Regions from separate parts of the Homo sapiens genome. Here region 2 is linked to region 1. The links are chromatin loops, found by intact Hi-C in ENCODE. Cell type or tissue: IMR-90. All regions are shown on one strand. Each heading gives the region's core, and the rest is flanking DNA. Links, peaks and the distances in the headings are about the cores only.

Region 1 (2,931 bases), core at 89-2,588:
ATAGACAACTCCAAATGCTGGGGATGGCGTGTAGCGAGCAGAGGCCAGGGCTGAAGTGGCTGTCCTAGGTGGGAAGCGGGTGAAGACTGAGATTCTCCACAGAGAGGGTGCAGGAGCTCCCCAGCTGGGGCTGATAGAGCAGCCTCTATGCCAGCTTGCCATCTGTTACCCATTGCTTTGCCCTCCTGACCTGGGAGATTCCAACCTTTCCTATCAAATTCAGCACTAGGTTTTCTGCCCCAAGAAGCCCTCCCTGAGCCTGCTCAGCCAGTGAGCAAAACTCCCTGCCCTGAGCCCCTGCCTTTTTAGCAGGTACTTCTCTGAGTTTAGTGCTTGCTGGACAATGCTTGCTTACCTGCCTTTGTAAGAAACCCTTAATCCGAGGCCTCTTTCATAGAAAGCATTTAGTAAGTCCTTGTTGATCACTGGATTGCTTTAAATGCACATTCCTATTCATCTGTCATCCAACAAGTTCTGTTTATGTTCCCAGGGCCAGCCACACAGGAGCTCCCAGTGAGCACGTAAGAAGCCCTGTATAACCTGAAGAACAAAATATTGGGATGGATAGCAAAGGAGAGTTCAGCTCCAGGGAGCTCGTTGTAGAGTCAGAGCTGGGTTCAAATCCCACTTCCACCATTCATGGCTGTGTGACCTTAGGGAATACACTTCACCTCTCTGTGTCATAGTTTCCTTGTCTGTAAAACAGAGATAGTATTACCTACCTCATAGGTTTGCCATGAGAAGTCAATGATGTATGTAGAGGACACACACATACAGTGGCTGTTATTGTCAGTTCAGTACCAGTTGGAGCCACAGCATTGCGTTAGATCTCAGATGTCATTTAAAGGGGCCCATGGAGGAGCACTGAGAAAATCGTCTGGATTATTCAGGGCAGGGCCCAGCTGTTGAGGGCAAGAATTGTTCTTGAGAAATGAATGGGAGTGGGTATTGTCTGCCTAATGCTGCTGTTGGATCACAGGGTTGCATGGCTCTGAGTTCGAGGGAGGCTGGGGGGACTCAGCACAGCGACAGTGGATGGGACAGCTCTGTCGGTGACACCCACTGCAAGCCTGCCTCTGAAGGCTTACAGTGAAGAGAAGGGCTGGGCTGCAACACTTAACCTCTCTAGAACCTGCAGGATTTTACCCCCTCACAAAATACTTGCATTTCTGTTAAGTTTTACTAAGTGCAAACTTGTCTTTTGAATAGAGGCATGTGTGCATTTCAAGACGTTCCTTGCAGTTGCACCAATTTTTTAAAAGTAATGAGCTTTTTTCCCCCCTTAAAGCATGAGGCTGACATCAGAGAACAGTTTTTGATCCCAGTTTTAAAAACGAACTGAGTGGCTTAGCAATGGTGGGAACCCCAGGCAACTTGTTGGCTCACTTTCCCTCAGTTTCATTGAAAAGAATTTCTACAGTGTGCCCACATCACAGGGCATGATGCACTTTGGATTATTCAAAGTTTAGAAACATTTAGGTGATTATGGTAAATCATTCATGCAAACAGCGATAAATGCAATTTATTCTTTTGTGCAATCTTACAAGGAGAGCAGAAATCGCAGCCCTTTTCTCTAGTTCTCAGTCCTTTTGGTGACATCTAGTGGAAGATCTTTGAAAAACACATTTGCTTCTATGGTGTTCCTCCAAAGGTAAGCCCATCCAATTAAGTCATTTAAACCTTGGTTCCACCTACAAGTCCCTCTGTGTTTCAGTCTCTGAGTTAGAAATTCCAAGGCCAAATGGACTCTCTTTGGCTGCTGGTAAGCACGTGCCATCCGGGACCCTATATCACAGTAGTCAGAAACTCTGCATTTGAATCTGGTTGTCACTTTTCAGCAGTGTGATCACCTCCAGCTAAAAAATGCATCTAATAATAGGACCTGCCCTATAGGGTTATTGCAAGGACCAAACGAAATGATACCCATGAAGGACTCAGCACAGTACCTGACATACAGTAAATATCAGTCTGACCAGCTAACAGTGGCCACAATTTTCCATTACCCTCCATCCACACTGCAGATCCTACCTGCACAAACAATGCTCTTGGGTGGAGGGCCGCATAGTATGGTTTGACTAAGCAGTTTGCTGGTATTAACTATGAAGTGGTATCATTTTAAGATCAGCTTCTTAAAAAGATAATGCAGTCCCCCACCTCCTCCACCGTTCTCTCTCATTTCAAATCAAGAAATAGGAATACATAATCTAGACCCAGCAAAGATCTTGGAAAAGAAACGTAACATAACTCCTTATGTTCAGATAAAATTTTGAAAAATCAACTTTCAGGTTTAAGTTGGAAATCTTTGCCTTTCATGGAAAAGATTGGTTGTGTGATGGTCTAGGACCTTCTGTTTTGAGGAGTTTGTATTAGGCACAGTTTGGGAAGGAAAAATGATCCTTTACATTCGGCCACGATATGAAGTGTACTGCATATTTCTTCCTGGTTAAAGTCTGCTTTAGACGCAGGCTTCTTTCTTTTCTTTCTCTTTTCTTTTTTCCTCTTTCTTTCTTTCAAGAGACGGAAAGAGTCTTCTGTGTATTTTAGGCAAATTTAGGTTAAGGTGTAAGTGCCCTTTGAAGCAAAAAGTGTCCATGTTTTGCTAACATATATTTTAGCTACTCTGGCTTGGCTGAGGTCTTCCTAGATAATCAACATCCCTCAACAGCCTTGGCGGTGAGAAGGCACGTGAAAGCTGCCAGCACATCCCAGGAGCCTTGGCTGTGGCGGCTTCTCCTTGGAAAGCTCCACGCACCCTTCTGCCAGGGATCCTGTCCTGCAGGGATGACAGACCCAGCAGCCTCGGCAGAGGGAATGAGGCTCCAGCAGCTTCATCAGCAAGTGGCCAGGCCCAGCCCTAAGTCACAGACTGTCAGAAGGGGACAATGGTAGGAGAGAGCTGGGCTCAGGGTCTGGAGCCTGCCACATGCCACC
Region 2 (2,931 bases), core at 277-2,776, 68 kb before region 1:
CTTTCAGGGAAGTCAGGGCAGGTAAGGATTGGGCCCCTGCCTGCCTCGTGACACGTGGGCAGGGTGTCCGTCTTGGCTGTGGGGCAGCGGTCACAGCCATAGCCACGGATACGAGCCTTAATGGTATCTGTTAATTATCTGCTTCTAAATCTGGAGTTTATGAAATGCTCTTCACTAGACTTCAAAAGCTGGGAGTCATCCCGGTTATCTATTCAAGAGCCCAGCTTATCCCTCTCTCTCAGTCTGTGACATCAAAGACTTAGTTTCATTGCAAAATTGTCTGGCACGATGGCATCAGGTCGGCTCCCCTTTGAAAGGGTTTGGAACACAGTGATGAGTCAGAGCTCCTCCGAGGAGCACCTGACCCACCCGCTCTCCTCCGCGTGGGCTTGGCCCAGGGAGACCCGGCCAGAGGCCTCGCTGATGTGGACGTGGGATTCATTTGGCTTGGCTCTGCTAGGATTTGGAGCAAAGCTCTCCTGCTTGCCTATAGGGAGAAAACCTCTCAATCTAGGCCTGGGAGGGTAGGGTTTATTTGCTTGCTTTTAAAATTTTATTTATTTATTTATTTTTGGTCACTGGTAATAATTTTTGGGGGTGGCGGGGGGGATGAAACTATACGCCTTTCTTAAACTGCCGGAGCATGACCAGGAAGGGTCAGCTTTGATTCTGGTCTCTCTTTTCACCCTTTTATTTGAATGCCATGAGGACATTTCCCTATCAGGTTGTTAGGTGAGAATCTATTTCTGTTTTTTCTGCTTTCCTTGTTTTCTTTGCTAGAATACATTTTGTCCTCCTAAAGTAATACAAATGTTAATGTGTATACAGGTTTTTTGAACTAAGGATATTAGTTGAATTTATTTGCTGACAAAAATAATGAAAGGTCGCTTCCCAATTGTTTCTGTACTCCCTGGTAATTTTGGAAGTTAAAATGCTGTGTTGTCACTTCCCAGGCTAACAAGTCTCATCTCACTAAATCATGCCACAGATGCGAAGTTTCAGTTTAATTTGAATCCTGGTACTGTGCTTATGGAGGTAAATGAAGACCCTGGCTTTGTAAATCTTCTTTGTTTTTCCACTTTTATTTTTAAGTGTAGCTAGATACAAAGTTTACGTCCATTTAGCTGACCTTTTCAACAGTAAGAGCTATTTTATAAGGCAGCAGAAGTGAAAGTTATCAGTGCGGCTGGGTAATGTAAAGTATTTATGAATGAATGTGCAAAAAACAATCTGGGGGTGTAAAATGTGGGGCTGGGCTCGAGCAGACCCGCTTGTGACTTGAGCCCTTCTTTGCAGTAAAGCATAATTCATGCTGCTGTTAGCCCTTAAAACAGGAAATAATATACCCATTTAACTTAATCACAATTTATATTACATGTGCATATTTCTAAACAAATGTTGTAGATGGAGAGTTTGGTAGCAATAATATTTATGAATTACACTTTTAGTTAGCAAAGGAAATGTGTGACCTCTTACATTTGGTTTGACATTTGAATTTGGTGTTCAGTGTATTTGACAGGAGTGATGGATTCTCATTAGCTCAATGTATAAACAGGAAATGCTTCCTCGGTGAATAGTTATTAATGTAGGACATCCCTGAATTTGAATTTTCAGTTGCTTATTCTGGTCCAGACTGTGACATTTATTTAATTTCTTTCTTAAAAAAAAAAAAAAGAAATGCATGGCATTAATTTTGTGTGTAGCAAACCTGAACAACATATGAATGTCAAGCTCTGAAAAACAGAAAATTGTTCACGAGTGGGGTGGCAGGCGAGGCTGTTGAAGGCTTAGACGAAGGGAGCAGCCCTGGCCGCAGACAGCCCCCATGTGGACTCGCAGTTGCTTGCCTTAATTTCTAACTAAGATAACCTACAGGAATTAGAACATGACGTGGGGGCAGATTTGAGTAAGCTCATACTTAACCTTTACCCGCAGCAGGATTAAAGCAGTTCGTGCAAAACGGGATCAGAGCAAATTTGCAATGTAGCTTGAGACAGCAATTTTATTTTGAGTTTTCTGCACTAGCTTGGTACTCTGTGACAATACCAAAAACACAGGATTCGGGGTGTGGGAAAGCTAGAAGCATCTGACTTCTAATGGGAATGAGGAGAAACCAGGCCAGTTGGCTGCCGTCCGCCATGGGCCCCGGCCCGTCCCCAGCCCCTTCTGAGTAAAGCTTAGAATCTAATTAGAAGTCAGTTAGAAACCCGGAAAGTGAAGCTGGCAGGCCCTTAATCTGAATTTCAGGTCTTCAGAGAAGGAAAGTAGCGTTTTTATTGTTGGAGGTCAAAGTTTAAATTTAGTTTATATCAGATTACCAAAATATGCTTTCGGTAAGGTTAGATTCTCATGCTTGGAGAGAGTGGGTCTGTAATGAAAGCAAACAGGGCGAGAAATAATCCCATTACAGATGAACTCTTCACTTGAACCTCAAACATTTGGGAACCATAATAACACCATCTCGGCAGGAAGATAAAGGCTGGACAGGCAGGAGCTGGGAAGGAACCTCCCGACCACCCGGTTGAACATGATCCCTTCCCACCCCGCCACGCCTGGGCCTGGCTTGATCTTAGAGCACTTAGGTAAATGACTTATTTATTAATTAGATTTTCTTTCTGCCTCCTCTGCTAAAATTTAAGCCCTGAAAGGCAGGGATTTTTGTCTGTTTTCTTCACTGCTACCTCATCACTGTGAAGATCACAGCCTAGCTCACAGGAAGCACTTGCTAAATATTTGTTGAATAAATGAAGGGATCTTGGTACCTCTGAGCAGAAAGCACACATTTTTAAAGCCAAAGATTTTGAAATTAAGAGAGAGAGCCAGTACTTTGGTGTTTTGGGAGAAGCAGTGAGTGCCTCGGAGGGAAGAAGGAGCCGTCACTCTCGTGGGTTCTGGGAGGGAAGCCACAAGTCTCAGATTGGGGATTGCCAG

The links. Hi-C counts contacts between places; a loop is a spot of excess contacts. Peaks named below come from ENCODE experiments on the same cell type or tissue, not always from the same donor. Only the 100,000 strongest peaks of a DNase experiment are listed, where the experiment ranks them.
Region 2: a loop joins it to region 1, with 5 times the contacts of the local background. A loop is called at or near these places in 6 of 110 quality-filtered maps.

What each region holds. Positions count from the first base shown.
Region 1 is chr5:135,331,143-135,334,073 of GRCh38, forward strand. PITX1-AS1 (PITX1 antisense RNA 1) reads left to right here. Exons shown (of 6, transcript NR_161235.1): 4 at 2,616-2,931. Among named protein-coding and RNA genes, the nearest start is that of MACROH2A1, 67 kb to the right of the region's middle. In IMR-90, for the core only: a CTCF peak has its summit at 1,602 (motif pointing left); a DNase peak (open chromatin) is centred at 1,579.
Region 2 is chr5:135,263,150-135,266,080 of GRCh38, forward strand. The region is part of intron 3 of PITX1-AS1 (PITX1 antisense RNA 1); the gene reads left to right. Among named protein-coding and RNA genes, the nearest start is that of LINC02900, 16 kb to the left of the region's middle. In IMR-90, for the core only: a CTCF peak has its summit at 1,828; DNase peaks (open chromatin) are centred at 1,462 and 1,852; H3K27ac peaks cover 1,592 bases.